Regions from separate parts of the Homo sapiens genome. Here regions 1, 2 and 3 are each linked to region 4. Evidence: chromatin contacts called from ENCODE Hi-C or POLR2A ChIA-PET data. All regions are on one chromosome and are shown on one strand. Each heading gives the region's core, a stretch centred on a gene start or an enhancer-like site at or near the end of the contact. The rest is flanking DNA. Distances are from core to core; before and after follow the strand shown. Region 1 holds the start of SLC25A23 (solute carrier family 25 member 23). Region 2 overlaps LOC124904628 (a long non-coding RNA gene). Region 3 holds the start of TNFSF9 (TNF superfamily member 9). Region 4 overlaps INSR (insulin receptor).

Region 1 (4,900 bases), core at 1,511-4,010, 740 kb after region 4:
GGGAATTCCTGGGTGTCAGTGTCTTGTAAATACCTGTATGAGACACACCTGCATTTACGTAAACCTGTATGGGACTCGGTTGTATGGAAACATACCCAGATGGGTGTATACTTAACTGAAACACACCTACGGGGCGGGAGACTGTAGAATGCATTCATGGGTGGAGGGAAACCTGCTCAGAAACATACCTGTGAGGTAAGAGAAAGCACCTTGTAGGAGGAACACCTGTATGGAATTGAGCTCAAGTGAGGGGAAGAACTTGGAACATCTGCACGGGGCACACTCACATTGACACACATCTGTGGGTAAAACCATCAGGGCAGGGGCTCACATACACTGAGGCCCACCTGTCAAGAATGTATCTGTGAGAAAACACCTATTTAGGGGCACTTACATGGAAAAAAACCTCTGTATCACTCCATGCTGTATGGCACCTGCAAGGAACAACTGTAAATGAAAACCTCTGCTGGGGAGCCTCTTAGAAGAGACTCATTTGTCTGGGGCACACCTGTTCCAGCACACCTGTCTAGGCAGAGGCTGGGCGTGAACTAAATATGCCCTCACGACTGTATCTTTGTTTTCTTTCCTTTTTAAAAAAAATAATAATAATTATTATTATTATTTGTAGAGTTGGGTGTCTTGCTATATTGCCCAGGCCGGTCTCAAACTCCTGACCCCAAGCGATCCTCCCATCTCGGCCTCTCAAATTGCTAGAATTAGAGGCCTAAGCCACCGAGACCGGCCAATGCTGTATCTTTGGATAAAGGATGATGATAATAACAAGACCCCCTCCTGAGGACCCTTGGGTGACAAGTGATGATTAAAGAATAATTAGGCCAGGCCGGGCGCGGTGACTCACGCCTGTAATCCCAGCACTTTGGGAGGCTGAAGCGGGAGGATAATCTGAGGTCAGGTGTTCGAGACCAGCCTGGTCCACAGGTGAAACCCCCCCCCCCCGTCTCTAATAAAAATACAAAACTCACGGCTGCGGTCGGGCATGGTGGCTCATGCCTGTAATCCCAGCACTTTGGGAGGCCGAGGCGGGCGGATCACGAGGTCAGGAGTTTGAGACCAGCCTAACCAACATGGTGAAACCCCGTCTCTACTAAAAATACAAAAATTAGCCGGGCGTGGTGGTGTGCGCCTGTAATCTCAGCTACTTGGGAGGCTGAGGCGGGAGCATTGCTTGAACCCGGGAGGCGGAGGTTGTGGTGAGCTGAGATCGTGCCATTGCACTCCAGCCTGGGCAATAAGAGCGAAACTCCATCTCAAAAAAAAAAAAAAAAAAAAAAAAAAAAAAAAAAAAAAAAAAAAAAAACTCACTGCTGCGTGCGATGGCTCACGCCTATAATCCCAGCACTTTGGGAGGCTGAGGCGGGCGGATCACGAGGTCAGGAGTTCGAGACCAGCCTGGCCAACATGGTGAAACCCCGTCTCCACTAAAAATACAAAAATTAGCTGGGTTTGGTGGCGGGCGCCTGTAATCCCAGCTACTCGGGAGGCTGAGGCAAAAGAATCGTTTGAATCCGGGAGGCGGAGGTTGCAGTGAGCCGAGATCGCGCCATTGCACTCCAGCCTGAGCAACAACAGCGAAACTCCGTTTCAAAAAAAAAAAAAAAAAAAAGATAATTAATTCTTTCTAGGGTATAGAGTGATGGTTAAGGATCCCAGATCTCTTTAAACCCTGTTTTGCCCCTTAGTGGTCATCAGGACTGGGGAGAATGACTTAACCTCCGCTTCCTTATCTGCAAAGTGCGAACGCCAGTACCACCTACCTTATAGGGTTTTGGCAAAGACGACTCGAGAGGTGAGTAAAAGCCCTGGCATGTGCAAAGCACTGAATCAAAGTGAGATTTGTTATCGAGTATTCGCTGTCAAGTGGTCTGGGCTCCCTTCCCCCTAATGGTGGATCGAGAAACTGCGCCCGAAACTAGCAGTAGGGACATTCCGCAGGTGCAGCGAGTGCGACAGGCTGGGGCCCTGCCTCCAGCGCTCGACCACTGGGATCCTCAACCCCGCGCCCGGGTCACTGAGCCACCCCCTCCCCACGCCGCTCAGCGTCTGATTGCGGCCGCGGCCCCTTTAAGATCTCCTGGCAGGCGGTGGGACTGCGGGCTGGAGGCAGTCGGGGGTCTGCGGGGAGGCCCCGCCTAGGTGGGAGAAGAGGCGGGGCGGGCGGGCTCAGCCCAGGAGGCGCTGACCAATAGGAAACCGACTTTGCAGCCGCGCCGCGCGTTGATTTTCTGTTTCCCAGTCAGAGTGGGAACCGAGAAAGGAAGCGCGCGGGCGGGAAGAAGGGACAGTGGGAGAGCATCGCTCCTGGATCTTCTGTTTCTGCGGCCGAGCGGGGAAGGTGTAAGGCGCGGGCGGGCAGAGAGCGAGCGAGATGGTGCACGGTTCTTGCGTGCGTCTGGGAAAAGCGAGAACTTGAGTTCCTGAAGATTAGTGGGTGTGGCGGGGAGGTCAAGTGGAAGGGGATTATGAAACCCAATCCCCGACAGCGCTCTACCTTGCCCCCTTGGGCAAAGGGGGAAAGGGTAAACTGAGGCACGCAGAGGCGGAACTCTGAAACCAGACCTGAGACCACTGAGCTCCCTAGCCCGTCTTCCCAGAAGGAACTCTGGTGTTCCTCGGCTGTGCAATACCAGACCATCCCAGACATTCCCTCCCCACGCCCCCAGCTCCGCCCTCGGTCCCCTCCCCCCAATGCAGGTCGGGGGAGGAGACGCAAGTTCTGGCGCGGGCGGCGACGGCTAGCCGTCACCACCTCCCGCAAGTGCCAGAGCCGAGCGGACTGCGCGGAGGCTGCGGAGCCGGCGGCCGCGGGAGCTGACCCTGCGGGGTCCCGGGGGGGGAGGGGGAGCCGCGAAGCCCCCACTGAGGCCGCCGCTGCCGGGCCTCCCCTCCCCCCCGGGCGGGCGCCATGCGGGGGAGCCCGGGCGACGCGGAGCGGCGGCAGCGCTGGGGTCGCCTGTTCGAGGAGCTGGACAGTAACAAGGATGGCCGCGTGGACGTGCACGAGTTGCGCCAGGGGCTGGCCAGGCTGGGCGGGGGCAACCCAGACCCCGGCGCCCAACAGGTACCCCCACCCCCAGGGACCTCCTCCCCTCCCGGCCCCGCCCGCTCCCGGTTACCCAAGCCCCTGAACTGGGCGGCCGGAGCCACCAGGGACTACCTGTGGCTGGACTCCAGAACCTGTGTCTCTGTCTCGTTCCCCCTACCCACTCGTGTTTGGCCTAACGGGATCGCTCAAGACAGGGACGCCGAGGCCCCAAGCCTGCAGTTCCGCGGCCAACACCCGATCCCCCTGCTGCGGGGCAGGGGGCGTCTGCCTGGGAAGAGATGGGGGCGCTTTCCTGCCCACTGCCCGGGACACACCCTCCTCCAGACTGCACAGCCCATGACGTGCCCTGCTCTCACCTCCAGGAGACACACCCTCCATCCTCTGGGCACCTACTGCCCTGGCCTGCAGCTGCCCCGATCCCTGTGTTTACATTCCCTGGCCTGCCCTTTCATGGGCCGTTCACGGGCCTGGCTCACTGTCCCGGGCTGCCCCAGCCAGGGACCCAATCCTGTCTGCGGTCACCCGCAGCTGGGAATGCACCTATAACAAGACTTTCCTCCCGCTGCCCCCACCTCCACTTTGCAGGTCCTTCCCACACCTGTAGCCCCAGATCGCTCTAAGAGAACCACAGCAACCCTGAGAGCAGTCCAACCTCCCACTTCCCAAATGGGAAAAACCAAGGCCTCAGCCACTCCGCTTGGTTCTCTCCTGCCCCACATCGCCCAGGGCTTCCTCCAAAGGGAACCCCTGGGTCCCCCATGTGGACAGGGTTTTTTAAGAGGCAGCTGGGTTCAACAGGAATGAGATACCTAAAAAAATAACAAAAACTAAAAACAAGAGACAGCTGGAAGGACAGGCTTTACAGATGAGAACTGAGGTTACCATTTCCTGGTTCTGTGACCTTGAACTGGTGACTTGACCTTGCAGAGCCTCAGTTTGCTCACCAGGAAAACTAGACCACTCACACCCACCGCACAGACCTGTGGTGGCTGTAGGGATCTGGCTGAGAAGTTAGCTGACTGAGGGAGAAGTGGGGTGACGTCTTCTATCCCCTTCCTCAAGGCGCTGGGGGCTCTGGGTTCCTAAGGCATAAGGTGACATGCGTCCCCTCCAGATCAGGAGCAGGTTCCTGGAGCCACCTCTATCCCCTTTCCCTCTGTCAGGGTATCTCCTCTGAGGGTGATGCTGACCCAGATGGCGGGCTCGACCTGGAGGAATTTTCCCGCTATCTGCAGGAGCGGGAACAGCGTCTGCTGCTCATGTTTCACAGTCTTGACCGGAACCAGGATGGTAAGGTCGGGCGACCTGCCTGCAGGCCCCAAGGGATAGGGCTGTGGGGGCCCTAGAGACATCAGTGGGGTTAGAACTGGCAGCGCTAGGAGGAGAGGGGGAGGGCCGCTTCTCCCCGATGACTCATAGGCTATTTCAGGAGCACTCCTCACCCCCTAGCTAGGTGGTTCGAGGCCCAGCCAGCCCATCCCACCTCCTTTCCCTACTGGGGCAGAACCCCGATAATTACCCTTAGATTTTTCTATGGGGCAAAGATACCCTATGCTGTTCCTGGGTCCCCTGTGGGACAGAGATCCCCTCATAGCAGCATCTGGGTTGTGGATATTGCCTCTCAATCCCCCATGGCATAGAGACCCCTACAATTACCCCTGGATTCCTTCATTCATTTACAGAACAGAGAAGCCCCCCCAGTATTTCCCAGTTCCACCTCTCTGACCCCAGTGAGTCAGGGGTCCCCCCACAGCCCTACTGCAAACCTCCTCCTAGGTTTCTGGAGCCCCTGATCTTGCTAGACCACCTCCATTCCAAGCTGTTCTGATCCTTGGT
Region 2 (4,396 bases), core at 144-2,643, 600 kb before region 4:
CACACTCCCTTGAAGTGTTGGAACGTGACCAGACATCCTAGCTCCTTGTAAAACCGGCCCCCACCAGCTGCAGCCCGATAAGTTAAAGACTGTCTTAGCAGTTAGACATATGCTTTTAGCTTAAAGGAAATTCATATAACCGCCACTGCTCTACATCTTTCCAATGACGTACGCTCCCGCTCCTTCACCGTTTCATCCCAGCTGCTTCTTAGATCAAAAGATTGTGCTCAATAAATCGTCAGGCAACCAGAACTCTGGGCGTTTTGCAGCCTTCACTCTAGCAACTGGCCCCCTGGGCCTGCTTTAAAATCTTAACTTGTCTTTTCTCATTCCTTTGTCGCCACCGGACTTCAGGTACCCACGGGTAGTGTTGAGGCTGGACCCCACCATCTGGCGCCCAACGTGGTATCTCCAAAACAACCGGGTGAAGGAATGCAGGAGCGTCGAAAATGAAGGACCGACAGATGGAGAACTCCCAAGGACGAAAAGTTTTTTTTTAATTTTTACTTATTTATTTATTTATTTATTTTTGAGACGGAGTCTCGCTCTGTCACCCAGGCTGGAGTGCAGTGGCTCGATGTCGGCTCACTGCAAGCTCCGCCTCCCGGGTTCACGCCCTTCTCCTGCCTCAGCTCCCAAGTAGCTGGGACTACAGGCGCCCGCCTCCACGCCCGGCTAACTTTTTGTATTTTTAGTAGAGACGGGGTTTCACCATGTTAGCTATGATGGTCTTGATCTCCTGACCTCGTGATCCGCCCGCCTCGGCCTCCCAAAGTGCTGGGATTACAGGCGTGAGCCACCGCGCCGGCCAACGAAAAGACTTTTAAGCTCTGCAGGTAAGCGGGGCGCTCGGAGAATTCCAGGGTAACAACAGGAAATTGTGGGTCAGGCTGAGAGTAGACATAATAATTATTTGAGTTTGGTGCGGCAGTTATTGTGCCACTGTGGTTAAACGTGAGCACCCAAAATCTTCTGTCCCTGTTTCAGCTAATAGAACAATATTCTCCTTGGTTCCCGGAACACAGCTCCATGGATTTGAAAGACTGGGAAAAAATAAGGGCTGACTTCAAACAGGCACAAAAAGAGGGTCAAGAAATTCCTTTCTCCGCTTGGTCTGTGTGGGCGGCAGTGAAAACAGCACGTGAGCCTTTGCAGACTGAGGAGGAACCAGCATTTGGAAATGAAGGAGACGAGTTTGACGGTCAGGAGAGTGCACCATCTAGCTCCAGTTTAAAAAAGGCGGAGAATCAGGAGGTTATATATGCTAACCAAACACATATGAAAGAGACCGTCCAACCTACCGCACCCTCAGGGGAAGCTCCGGAATGGCCACCCGCGCCTAAGCCTTGTGAATTGCGGGCATGGAAGCCTGAGACGCGGTTCGCCGCGCCCATTGTTGCAAAACCTGCCGTTAATTACGGTAAAGGGATGATTCAGGCTCAGCCACCAGTTAATTAAAATTCAGGCTCGCCCTGCCGTTCATTACGGGGAAGGAGCAATTTCCCTTAAAAATGGATGACCCAGCGCCCTGTCTGGGTCGAACAGTGGCCGATCCCTAAGGAAAAATTGGGGGCGCTTTATGAAATAGTTAAAGAATTACTAGAAAAAGGACATGTTTCACACCCACTTTTTCTCCTTGGAATTCCCCAGTATTTGTAATTAAGAAAAAGTCCGGCAGATGGCGCATGCCGACCGATTTACTAGCGGTCAACGCTGTAATTCAACCGATGGGAGCTTTACAACCAGGGCTCCCATCCCCCATTATAATCCCTAAAGACTGGCCGCTTGTTATTATAGATTTAAAAGATTGCTTTTTTTTTTTTTTTTTTTTTTTTTTTTTTTTTACAATTCCTTTAGCAGAGGCAGATTTCGAAAAATTTGGCTTTACCATCCCTGCAGTTAATAATAAAGAACCTGCAGCCAGATATCATTGGAAGGTTTTACCTCGGGGTATGTTAAACAGTCTCACAATTTGTCAGACTTTTGTAGGCAGAACTATCCAGCCTGTTAGAGATCAATTTCCAGATGTGTGCAGCAAAAAATAGAGGCCAACTTATTCAATGTTATTCATCTTTGCAAAAGGCAATTACAAACGCTGGATTGCTTAAAGCATCTGACAAAATTCAAACAACCACTCCTTTTCAGTATTTGGGAATGCAAGTACAGGATAGAGCATTAAGCCTCAAAAGGTTCAAATTAGAAAAGCTTCTTTAAAAACCTTAAATGGGCGGGGGGGCAGTGGCTCACGCCTGTAATCCCAGCACTTTGGGAGGCTGAGGCGGGCGGATCACAAGGTCAGGAGATCGAGACCATCCTGGCTAACACAGTGAAACCCCGCCTCTACTAAAAATACAAAAAATTAGCCGGGCGTGGTGGCTGCGCGCCTGTAGTCCCAGCTACTCGGGAGGCTGAGGCGGGAGAATGGCGTGAACCCGGGAGGCGGAGCTTGCAGTGAGCCGAGATCAAGCCACTGCCCTCCAGCCTGGGGGACAGAGCAAGATTCCGTCTCAAAAACAAAAACAAAAACCAAATAAACCTTAAATGATTTTCAAAAATTGTTAGGCGATATTAATTGGATTCGGCCCACCTTAGGAATTCCTACTTATGCTATGTCTAATCTCTTCTCAATACTGAGGGGAGACTCCAGTTTACACAGTAAAAGAGAACTAACACCCGAGGCCATGAAAGAGTTAAGAGTAATTGAAGAAAAAATTCCGCAAGCCCAGGTCAGTAGGATTGACCCAGACTTGCCTTTACAATTCATTGTTTTCCCTACTTCACACTCCCCAACGGGGATTATTGTTCAAAATAATGATTTAGTTGAATAGTCCTTTTTGCCACGTAATACCATAAAAACACTTACAGTATATTTAGATCAGATGGCAATTTTAATTGGACAGGCTCGTATGCGAGTTGTTAAACTTTGTGGCACTGAACCTAATAAGATTATAGTTCCTATAAATAAAAATCAGGTTAAACAGGCATTTATTAATTCAGTTACATGGCAAGTTTATTTAGCAGAATTTGTTGGATGTATTGATAATCATTATCCTAAAAATAAAACTTTCCAGTTCTTAAAATTAACTACATGGGTTCCTCCGAAAATTACTCGTGATGCCCCTTTGGAAGGAGCTGTGACTGGTTTTTTTGTTTTGTTTTTGTTTTTTGAAACGGAGTCTCGCTGTGTCGCCCAGACTGGAGTGCAGTGGCGCTATCTCGGCTCACTGCAAGCTCCGCCTTCCCGGTTCACGCCATTCTCCTGCCTCAGCCTCCCCAGTAGCTGGGACTACAGGCGCCTGCCACCACGCCCTGCTAATTTTTTTGTATTTTTAGTAGAGACGGGGTTTCACCGTGTTCTCAATCTCCTGACCTCGTTATCCGCCCGCCTCGGCCTCCCAAAGTGCTGGGATTACCTGCATGAGCCACCGCGCCCGGCGGGAGCTGTGACTGGTTTTACTAATGGGTCTGGTAAAGATGGAAAAGCGGCAGTCTGGTGGAGACCACGTAATCCAATCACTGGATCTAAATTTACTAGCATTCGGAGAGCTGAGGCTGTTCTGTTTATTTATTAAATTACTTTTACAGCCTTAAGTTCGCTCTGGAGCCCACTCTGTGTGCCTCTTTTTCTTCAACTTCAGCAATTGCCGGACCAAGGTACACATCCTATTTTTATTACACACGTTTGAGCCCACAGATCTCTGCCTGGCCCATTGGCTTGTGGCAAGATCAAGCAGACCTTCAGGTTATGACATCACTGCTTGACCAAGCCACCCAATCACATCAATTTTTCCACCAAAATTGGAGAAACTTATCTAAACAATTTCAACTAGCCCAGAGACTGGCTAAACAAATTATCCTACAATGCCCAGATTACCAGCTGACAGGCACGTTTCCTCCTTAAACAGGTGTTAACCCTAGAGGATTGGAACCTAATCAGTTGTGGCAAACAGATGTTAAACACATCCCTAAATTTTGGAAACTAAGATATGTACATATATCCATTGTTACCAACACTCATCTAATTATTGTACATTAGAAAGAGAAATAGAAAAAAATAAGAGAGAGACTAGAAGAGACAGAAATCAGAAAAAGATGCAAAAAGAAAGACTAAGGAAAGAAATGAAGTAGGAAGAAGGGAAAGGAAATATTAAGAAAGTTATAAAAATGTACCTTTAGTAAGGAAAGTTATAAAACATACAAAGTTAAGGCATGTTGGCTGGGTGTGGTGGCTCACGCCTGTAGTCCCAGCACTTTGGGAGGCCGAGATAGGCGGATCACAAGGTCAGGAGATCGAGACCATCCTGGCTAACATGGTGAAACCCCGTCTCTACTAAAACTACACAAAATTAGCTGGGCGTGGTGGCTGGCGCTTGCAGTCCCAGCTACTCGGGAGGCT
Region 3 (5,080 bases), core at 24-2,523, 670 kb after region 4:
ACACACACACACACACACACACACACACACACGAAGCTGGTGGCTCAACCTGCCCCAAGGACAGATCTCCAAGAATTCAGGAGGGAAAAGCGATCCCTCTTCTTTCCAGCCCCCTTGGGGGTATTCCCCTGGGGGTCTTGAAAGGGAGAGGGGTACCTCAGATGTTGGGGATAAGGCTCTTTGGGAGTTAGCAAAGGAACTGGGGGTCTCCTTGGCGGTCCCAGATAAAGAGGAAGTGCCCCCCTCGGATCGGGGATGGAAAAAAGGTTCCCCCCAGAGATGCAGAGCTTGTGGGGGTGCGGGGTAAAAAGAGGTGCCCTCAATGTCCTAAGTCCTACATAGAGAAAGGAAGCCGTCGAGGGTTGGAGAACCGCGGAGGGTCCCCCGTCCAGGGTGCAGATGGGGTGCCTTGGGAATGCGGAATGAAGAGGGGTGCCCCCACCCACTGCCACATGGAGGGAAGCCAGCCTTTCTCCGACCCGGGGTGCAGAAGACGTATCCCTGAGGGGTTGAGGACTGTGGGGGTCTCCTCCTCCTGGCCTGGGGTGCTGATGGGGTCTCGGGATGCGGAATGAAAGGGGTGCCCTCCCGTGCAAGACGGAGAAGGAGAGCCCTTGGAGGTCCAAAAAGAACTTGTGGGGGTCTCCTCTCCCCCTCCCGGGATACAGATAGGGTCTCGTAGCGGGCGCAGGATGAAAGGGGTGCCCCCCGGACTAGAAGAAGGAGACCCTTGGGGGGTCCAAAAAGAACTGTTGGGCGGTCTCCTCCCCGCCCCCGGCCTGGGGTACAGATGAGGTGTCGTAGGGGTGCGGGATGAAAGGTGTGCCCCCCCGGCCTCGGTGCTAGATGGAGAATGGGAGCCCCGGTGGGTCTCCTCTCCCCGGCCGGGAGTGTAGAACAGGTGTCCCTGGGGGTGCGGGAGGGAGAAGGGAGTCCCAGAGGGGCGGTAGGGGTCTCCCGCGAGACCAGCTACCGAGGGTCGGGGCACGTCTCACCTGCCGCAGGTCCAAGAGGCCGGCGGGATCGTCGGGCGAAAGCTCGGGACCCTCGCGGAGTCTCGGGCTGGCCGCGGAGCCGGGCGAGGCGCGAGCCCCGGACACGGCCCAGGGGCAGGCGAGGAAGACGGCGCAGGCGGCAGCGAGCAGCAGCAGCAGCAGCAGCCCCGCGACCAGGGCCCAAGGCAGTACGCGGCAGGCGCGAGCGCGGGGCGCGGGAGGCCACGGGGCTTCGGGGTCCAGTGAAGCGTCAGAGGCGTATTCCATGACGAGAGACTGCGGGAAGACACAGCGCGCCGCTTTTTATAGCTGCTTGGCTACAAAAGGAGGCCACGCCCCTCCGCCCGCGGCCACGCCCCTCCGCCCGCGGCCACGCCCCTTCCCAGCCCAGAGCCTTTCCCCTCGTCCCCGTGACTCTGCGGAATTTTCTCCACTCGGATCTCTCTCCGCTTTTCGCTCTCCTTTCCGTTTCCGGCCTTCCAAGCTCGGCTCCAGGTTCCTTTCTCCCTGCTGTCTCTCCATCGCCCTGGTTCTCCCTCTCTGCCGCTCTTTCCCGGTATCTCTGTGGGTCTCTTGCTGACTCAGTCTCCTTTGCTCTCTGTGTCTCCCCGTTAACGTCTTTCTCTGTCTCTGTTGATTGCCTCTGCAGTGGGTGGAAAGAGATCTTTCTCTCTCTCTGCCAATTTATGTCTATGCGTGCCTCTGTGCCTGTATTATCTCTGTCTCTGTCTCTCTCTATCTCTGTCTCTAATTCTCTCTCCCTGTCTCTGGCTCTGTTATCTCTGTCTCTGTATCTCTCTGTCTAACTCTGTCTCTGGCTGTTATCTCTGTCTCTCATTGTATCTCTCTCTGACTCTCTCTCCCTGTCTCTGGCTCTGTTATCACTGGCTCTGTCTCTCTATCTGTCTTCTCTCTCTCTGCCTCTGACTCTCTCTCCCCATGTCTGGCTCTGTTATCTCTGTCTATATATCTCTCTCTGTCTCTGACTCTCTCTCCCTATCTCTGGCTCCGTTATCTCTGTCTCTGTATCTGTCTCTGGCTCTGTTATCTCTGTCTCTCTATCTCTGTCTCTGACTGTCTCTGGCTCTGTTATCTTTCTCCCTCTCTCTGCTTCTGTTATCTCTGTCGCTGTCTCTGGCTGTGACTCTCTCTCTCTGTCTCTGTGTCTGGCTCTCTCTGTCTCTGTCTCTGACTCTGTCTCTGGCTCTGTTATCTCTGTCTCTATGTCTCTGTCTCTGTGTCTCTCTCCCTGTCTCTGGCTCTTTTATCTATGTCTGTCTGTCTCTTTCTCTCTGTCTCTGACTCTCCCTATCTCTGGCTCTGTTATCTCTGTGTCTGTCTCTCTGTCTCTGACACTCTCTCCCTGTCTCTGGCTCTGCTATCTCTGTCTCTGTATCTCTCTTTGTCTCTGCCTCTCCCTGTCTCTGGCTCTTTTATCTATGTCTGTCTTGTGTCTCTTTCTCTCTGTCTCTGACTCTCCCTATCTCTGGCTCTGTTATCTCTGTGTCTGTCTCTGTCTCTGACACTCTCTCCCTGTCTCTGGCTCTGTTATCTCTGTCTCTGTCTCTCTGTCTCTGGCTCTGTTATCTCTGTCTCTGTATCTCTCTTTGTCTCTGCCTCTCCCTGTCTCTGGCTCTTTTATCTGTGTCAGTCTGTGTGTTTCTTTCTCTCTGTCTCTGACTCTCCCTATCTCTGGCTCCGTTATCTCTGTCTCTCTCCATCTCTGACTCCCTCTCTTTATGCATCTCTGTGTCTCTCCCTGTCTCTGTATGTCTCTGGCTCTCACTCTTTCTGTCTCTCTCCCTGTTTCTCTCTGTCTCTGATTCCCTCTGTCTCTCTCTGACTCTCTGTCTCTCCCTGTCTCTCTCCTTTTCCTTCTTTAGTCTCTCTTTGTCTCCTTCCCCTCCTCTCAGCACCCCCTAGCCCCCCATCACTAGGACTCCCCCGGGTTCCCCCACATCCAGCACTTCCTAAGAAGGGTCAGGCTTCAGCCAAGCCTCAACCACCCTCACTCCTGGAGCATCTGCCCCCTGATCCCCAACCCCCCAGTGGAACCCTGAGTGTCATGCTCAGCCCTCCTGGCCACCTTCCCCGGGACCCCTGGGCCTTCCCTGGCCTGCCCCCACCCACCCACTGGATGGTTCCCGGCAGGAGCCCCTCGGGACCCTACAAGCAGAAGCTCGGAGAGTCCAGGTGGAGAAATTCCCCTTGCAAGAAAGGGACAGTGTTGAGCGAGTTGGAGGAAACACATTTCCCATCTGCTCTGGCCTGCTGGAGGCGGCCAATCCGGGGCTGGGAGGATGGGCCAAGAAGCGGTGAAAACTTGGCCCCAAAAGAGGAAGCACTCCCAGATGGAGAGGGACGTGACCCGGGGAAAGCCCTTGGCTGGTGTTGAAGTCCTGGTCTGCCCAGACCAGTGTGGGTCCACAATGGCCAACTCCCTTCCCATCTCCCAGCCCCATGGGAGATGGGAGGGTAGACCACGCCTTTCATCCCTCTGCTAGCAGAAGTCAACAGCCCATAAAATAAAGGGACTTTTGTTTTGCTTTCAGATACAAGGTCTTGCTCTGTCGCCCAAGCTGGAGTGCAGTGGCACGATCATAGCCCACTGCAGCCTCCAATCCTGGGTTCAAGCCATCCTCCTGTCTTAGACTCCTGAATAGCTGGAACTACAGGCACATACCACCATGCCTACCAATTTTTTTTTTTAATTTTTTACTTTTTATAGAGACAGGGTCTTGCTATGTTGCTCAGCTGGTCTCAAACTCCTGGACTCAAGCAATGCTCCTGTCTTGGCCTCTCAGCACTGTGATGCCAGTCATGCGTTACCGTGCCCAGTCATAAGGTAGACTTCTCATTCAACAGAACAAGTATCTTCCAGGTCAGCACTGTGTCTGATCCTGTATTGGGCCTCCCTGGGGGATTGCAGAGAAAACAGTAATGTTACTGGCTAGTGTTGAAGGAGCATTACCAAATGCTAAACACTTCCTATATACGGTTTGGGTACTCCACGTGTGAGGCCCGACCCAGCAACAGGGCCACTATCAATTAGCTATGCAAATTCTAGCACCCCGCCTAAACCTCCGGAAACTCTCAGAGGGGGTGTCCTCCAGAAGATTCCGACGGCCCCGCAAGTTTGAGAATGCCACTTGTGCCCACGTTTTTCCTTCGCATCTGCTATTCCTCGGCCTGGAACATTCTTTCCCCAGAACCGCAACTGCCAGACACTTTCTCACCACTCATGTCTCCCTTTACACCATCCCTTCCGGGTCAAGATGACAAACTGAACCAGCCTCTGTTTTCACTGTCTCCTGAAACTTCACTGTAGTCACACTTGAGCAATTGTTCGTAAACCAAAAAAAAAAAATTACAAGCCAGCAGAACGGAAAGGTGAGTTTCCTTAGATTTCCACCACCCCTAAGACCTACTCGTTGGTGAATCCCCTCAACTATGAATAATGTGGTGGATGGCGGCTAAAATACAGAAGTTTGCCATAGATAAATTTGCAGAAGAAGGCCGGGCGCAGTGGCTCACGCCTGTAATCCCAGCACTCTGGGAGGCTGAGGCAGGTGGATCACCTGAGGTCAGGAGTTCAAGACCAGCCTGACTAACATGGTGAACCCCATCTCTACTAAAAATACTAAAATTAGCCAGGCGTGATGGCAGATGCCTATAATCCCAGTTACTCGGGAGGTTGAGGCAAGAGAATCCTTGAACCCGGGAGGCGGAGGTTGCAGTGAGCCGAGATCGTGCCACTGCACTCCAGCCTGGGTGACAAAGTGAGACTCTATCTCAAAAAAAAAAAAAAATTGCAGAAGGGACACCAACTCCTCTCCACTTTCCATAAGAGAGAATCAGAGAAGCAATTTTTTGTTTTAAGATAGGTTCTCAGCCCAGCATGGTGGCTCACGTCTGTAATCCCAGCACTTTGGGAGGCTGAGGCGGGTGGATCACTTAAGTTCAGGAGTTCAAAACCAGCCTGGGCAACATGGTGAAGCCCTGTCTCTACTAAAAAAAAAAAAACTACAAAAATTAGCTGGGCATGGTGGCACTAGCTTGTAGTTCCAGCTACTTGGGAGGCTGAG
Region 4 (4,756 bases), core at 2,036-4,535:
ATCTTTCTTTGGCTTCTGCTGTGGGGTAAAGTCCAAGCCCCTTGGTTCCCTGTCTTTCCTCTCTGGTCTAATCTTCTATTCCTCTCATCCTGTACTTTGCCCTTCATCAACTCTGAACTGTTTATAGTTCTCTGAACATAGCCCGAGTGATTCACACATTTGCATGTACTGTTCCTCTCCTGCTGTGATAAAGGGACAGTCACCTAATCCCCGCCCCTCCGTTGCATTTTTTTTTTCCTACAAGATTTATTATGCACCTACTGTGTGTATGGCTCTGGGATGCTGTAATAAGCAAGACAGACACATCTTTCCCTTCACGGGGCGTATGTGTCTCGTGCATACTGGGAGGGCAGGGACAGGGTCTCCATTCATTTCTGCATTCCAATGCCAAGAGGGTGTCAGATCTGGGTGGGTCGAGGTAGGGAACAGGTAAACATAACTCACAGTGTGATGCCGTGTTACAGCCAGGCTGGGTTCCTCACGCCTGTGATGGCAGCGCTTTGGGGAGCCAAAGTGGGAGGATTGCTTGAAGCCAGGAGTTTGAGACCAGCCTAGGCAACATAGAGAGACCCGCTCTCAAAAAAAAAAAAAAAAAAAAAAGCTGTCGCAGTGGCACTCTCCTGTAGTCCTAGCTCCTTGGGAGGCTGAAGCGGAAGGATCACTTGAGCCCAGGAGTCCTAGACTGCAGTGAGCTATGATGGCTCCATTGCACTCCAGCCTGGGCCACAGAGTAAGACCCTGTTTCAAACAAACAAACAAATTTAAAAAATCAAACAAACTCCCACTCCCCCAAACTCCATACCACACCCTCTCCTGGTCTCTCTGGGAGACCTGGATTCGAGTTCTGGCAGAGCTGGTTATTGGCAAAGTAGCCCCTCTATGCCTCGGTTTCTCCAATTCTAATGGTGATGATTGCTTGAATAATTGAGTTAATATGACCTCATTGATGGATTGGACCGTGTGTGCTGCAAACAGATTACACACTTTAAAGTGTATTCATGCCTGTAATCCCAACACTTTGGTAGACTGAGGCAAGAGGATCACTTGAGGCCAGGAGTTCTAAACCAGCCTGGGCAACGAGTCCCCATGTCTACAAAAAAATAGAAAAAATTAGCCAGGCATAGTGATGCACGCCTGTAGTCCCAGCTACTCGGGAGGCTGAGGTGGGAGGATGGCTTGAGCCCAGGAGTTTGAGGCTGCAGTGGGCGATGATCACACCACTGCACTCCAGCCTGAGGCGACAGAGTGAGACCCCCCCCCCAAAAAAAGTGTATTTATGGGGGTGAATGTTAAATGAGAATGTCCACTCGCTGCCTTGGTTTACTGGAACTGCAAATTCAATGGGGACACACAAGTTTTCAAATGCATGCGGAATACTGGCTGGAGGTTACCCCAAAAACGTAGCCTGTGGATTTTAAGAATGTATTTATGAGTATGGTTCTCGTTTTCTGGGTGAGTGGTGGGTGAGAATAGAGGGTGCACTGGCCCGGCGAGTTCGGAGATGCGGACCCTCCCCCCCTGCAATGTGAGGAATTTTGCTGTGTGACCCTAGTGAGCCGCTGCACCTTTCTGGACCCCTCCCGAGGGAGGCCTGGGGTCAGGGGGCCCCTCGGCAGTCCCGGGAGCTGCCACGCGGTGACCCGATCTCCTCCCGGGCACACGCCCAGCGCCGCGCGCAGCCTAAGCCACCCCGGTGGATGCTTGATGAGCCCTTGCAAGCTCGGTTTCTCCTTTTCCCTAGCTTTTTCCAAAGTTCCATCCGTGGCAGACTCGACCTGCGGGGTCTGCAGCCACGAGGGGCCCTCCCAGGGCGCCCTTTCCTCTGGCCGGGACCGCCCGGCGGCGGCCACTGCCCGAGCGCCAGTCTGGGGAGCGGAGCCCGGCGCACCCGGGGGGCGGGGCCAGCGCCCCTGCAGCACGCCCGCCCATTGGCTGAGCGCGAGGGCGGCGCTGCGGCCGCCGCAACCGCCGGGGCCGGATTCCCCGGAGCGGAGTGCGCCCCGGGCTTTGTGCTGCGCTGAGGCCTCCGGCTCGAGGGGGCGGAGCCTTGAGCGCCTAGGGCTCCCTCCCTCGCCCCCATGGGCACACACGCAGACACGGGCACACACGCAGACACACACACACGCCCATCATGGACACACACACACGCTCGCCCACCATGGACACACACACACTCCCACCATGGGGACACACACACACTCCCACCATGGGGACACACACACACACACACACACACACACACTCTCACTCTGGAACCGACCAATCCTGGGGCTGCACAGACACACACGCGCACACACTCTCTCTCGTTCTCTCTCTCTCTCTCTCGTTCTCTCTCTCTCTCGCTCTCTCTCCCACTCTGGAACCGACCAATCCTGGGGACACACACACACACACACACACACTCCCACTCTGGAACCTGCCAATCACACACACACACACACTCCCACTCTGGAACCTGCCAAACACACACACACACTCCCACTCTGGAACCTGCCAAACACACACACACACTCCCACTCTGGAACCTGCCAAACACACACACACTCCCACTCTGGAATCTGACACACACACACACACACACACCCAAACACACACACTCCCACTCTGGAACCTGACACACACACACACACACACACACACACACCCCCACTCCCACTCTGGAACCTGCCAATCCTGGGGCTGCTCTAGCGAGGAGACCCCTGGGACCCCGCCTCCTTCCGGGCCTCTGCGTGCGCAGTATATCTCCTAAGAGATCCGCAGCATGGAGAGGGCCCGCCCCCGTGGACGGACTCACTCCCTCCCCACTCACTCACTCACTCGCTTACTCACTCACTCACTCTCTCTCCGAAGAGAAGAAGCCTGCGGCTCCCGAAGCGGGAAGGCCCTCTGGTACTCTGTTCCCTTTCTAGCCTCTATATGCGCCGTATGTCTCCAAAGAGCTGCGCAGTTCTATTCCAAAGGCGTCATCGCGTGTGGGGCGGTATTGTCAGGCAAGGAAAAGGGGCGCTTCCCCGCTTCAAGGACACGCGCTCCTGCGGTCGTCGCTGCTGACCACGAAGCTGTCAAAAGTTCACCTCCTTGGCTGCCCCCAACCCCTGCCCCTTTGCCATTAAATCATTTACTAGATTCCAACTAGAGGAATTTGGCTCCGGGGACTCGAACCTCTGAGGTCAGGGTCTGGGGCCAGTGTGGGAGAGAAAGGCCTTGAATGGAAACAAAATAAATTACTTTAAGGAGTTTATAAAACTCACACTTATAGGGAGAGCCGCGGGGCCCTGTGGTCAATGTACCAGCAGGCCCATGACGCAACTGTTCCGTTTGGAAATTTCTGGAAAGCAGTAATTTTTGGAATCATAAATCTTGAGTATTTTTTTTTTAAACTTTGGAAAGGTTTTTAAACTTTTTTTTTTTAAGTTTTTTTTAAACTTCGGAAAGTTTTAAGCTTTGGAAAGAATGTAACAAAATGTTATTAACATATGTGGAGCTATCGAATCATTTAATGGTGGTTTCTGTATTTTCTGTTTTGTTTTTTATCACATACCTTCTTAATTAAGAAAAACCCAAACTAATTTGAACTTTAAAAGGGAGGCAAACAAAAAAGTGTCAGAGTGACTGGATTTTTGTGCGCAAGTCATTTAACAATGCAGCGCTGCGTCTCCTATTTCTCTGGCTTTTAACCTTGCTTTGGACAAATTGGTCGCTTTTTGTTTTGATGTCGTTTCAAGCTTACGGAAAAATTGCAAGATTATATCTAGATCAATCAATTGTTTACGTTTTATTCTACTTGTTTTATTACCTTTCTAATATATTTATGCACACACATTATATACATTTTTTTCCCCTGAACTATTTGAGAGTTAGTTGCAGGCATGATACATACTCCTTAATTCTTCAGTGGATATTTCCTAAGAACAAGAAAGTTCTGAGGCCAGGCGTGGTGGCTCATGCCTGTAATCCCAGCACTTTGGGAAGCTGAGGCGGGCGGATCACCTGAGGTCAGGAGTTCGAGACCAGCCTGACCAACTTGGAGAAGCCCCGTCTCTACTAAAAATACAAAATTAGCCAGGCGTGGTGGCACATGCCTGTAATCCCAGCTACTCGGGAGGCTGAGGCAGGAGGTTCGCTTGAACCTGGGAGGCAGAGGTTGCAGTGAGCCGAGATGGTGCCATTGCACTCCAGCCTGGGCAACAAGAGCGAAACTCCGTCTCAAACAAAAAAAAAAAAAAAAAGAAAGAAAAGAAAGAAAGTTCTCTTACATAATGATGGTACTGGTGCCGTTGTCAAAATCAGGAAATTAACATTGATACAGTATTTTAATCCAATGTCTTCTATAATCTTATCTGTTGTCTCAATATTGCCCTATATAGATTTTTTTTCCTAGGCGAAGGTTCCAATCTAGGATCACACTTTGCATTTGAATGCTGCTGTCTCTTAAGTCCGCACAATTCCTCAGTTTTCTGTGTCTTTCCCAACATTGGCTTTTATTTATTTATTTATTTATTTATTTTTATTTTTTTTTGAGGCGGAGTCTTACTCTGTCACCCAGGCTAGAGTGCAGTGGTGAGATCTTGGCTGACTGCAACCTCTGTCTCCTGGGTTCAAGTGATTCTCCTGCCTCAGCCCCCAAGTAGCCGGGATTACAGGCATGCGCCACCACACCCAGCTAATTTTTGTGTTTTTAGTAGAGAAAGGGTTTCACCATGTTGGCCAGGCTGGTCTCGAACTCCTGATCTCCAGTGATCTTCCTGCCTCAGCC

What was found. Hi-C counts contacts between places; a loop is a spot of excess contacts on that map. ChIA-PET counts read pairs that join two places held with the same protein, here RNA polymerase II (POLR2A). Pooled maps may share reads with other maps.
Region 1: a loop to region 4 is called in a pooled map, with 12 times the contacts of the local background. The contact joins the promoter of SLC25A23 here to the enhancer-like site in region 4. A Hi-C loop is called at or near these places in 1 of 37 single-sample maps with no recorded cell type and 7 of 50 pooled maps. POLR2A ChIA-PET finds 5 or more read pairs at or near these places in 1 of 52 experiments (naive thymus-derived CD8-positive, alpha-beta T cell).
Region 2: a pooled map shows a loop between it and region 4 (4-fold over the local background). The contact joins two enhancer-like sites. A Hi-C loop is called at or near these places in 3 of 37 single-sample maps with no recorded cell type and 4 of 50 pooled maps. POLR2A ChIA-PET finds 5 or more read pairs at or near these places in 2 of 52 experiments (OCI-LY7 and T-cell).
Region 3: a loop to region 4 is called in a pooled map, with 5 times the contacts of the local background. The contact joins the promoter of TNFSF9 here to the enhancer-like site in region 4. A Hi-C loop is called at or near these places in 3 of 37 single-sample maps with no recorded cell type and 3 of 50 pooled maps. POLR2A ChIA-PET finds 5 or more read pairs at or near these places in 1 of 52 experiments (MCF 10A).

The regions. Positions count from the first base shown.
Region 1 is chr19:6,457,652-6,462,551 of GRCh38, reverse strand. SLC25A23 (solute carrier family 25 member 23) reads left to right here and starts at 2,760. Exons shown (of 10, transcript NM_024103.3): 1 at 2,760-3,079; 2 at 4,228-4,354. The coding sequence starts at 2,924. RefSeq lists silencers at 2,069-2,248, 2,759-2,898, 2,949-3,008.
Region 2 is chr19:7,797,040-7,801,435 of GRCh38, reverse strand. The region is part of intron 1 of LOC124904628 (a long non-coding RNA gene); the gene reads right to left. Among named protein-coding and RNA genes, the nearest start is that of EVI5L, 31 kb to the left of the region's middle. Within about 2 kb of position 1,393, at least 4 of the 41 ENCODE cell types and tissues checked have a DNase peak (open chromatin) inside an H3K27ac peak, as active enhancers do.
Region 3 is chr19:6,527,219-6,532,298 of GRCh38, reverse strand. TNFSF9 (TNF superfamily member 9) reads right to left here and starts at 1,273. Exons shown (of 3, transcript NM_003811.4): 1 at 996-1,273. The coding sequence starts at 1,262. RefSeq lists enhancers at 496-595, 3,366-3,625, 4,056-4,285 and silencers at 1,006-1,075, 1,216-1,445.
Region 4 is chr19:7,195,405-7,200,160 of GRCh38, reverse strand. The region is part of intron 2 of INSR (insulin receptor); the gene reads left to right. It overlaps LOC124904626 (a long non-coding RNA gene), which reads right to left and starts at 577. Exons shown (of 2, transcript XR_007067111.1): 1 at 445-577. RefSeq lists a silencer at 1,516-2,145 and enhancers at 1,977-2,813, 2,626-2,825. Within about 2 kb of position 3,285, at least 11 of the 41 ENCODE cell types and tissues checked have a DNase peak (open chromatin) inside an H3K27ac peak, as active enhancers do.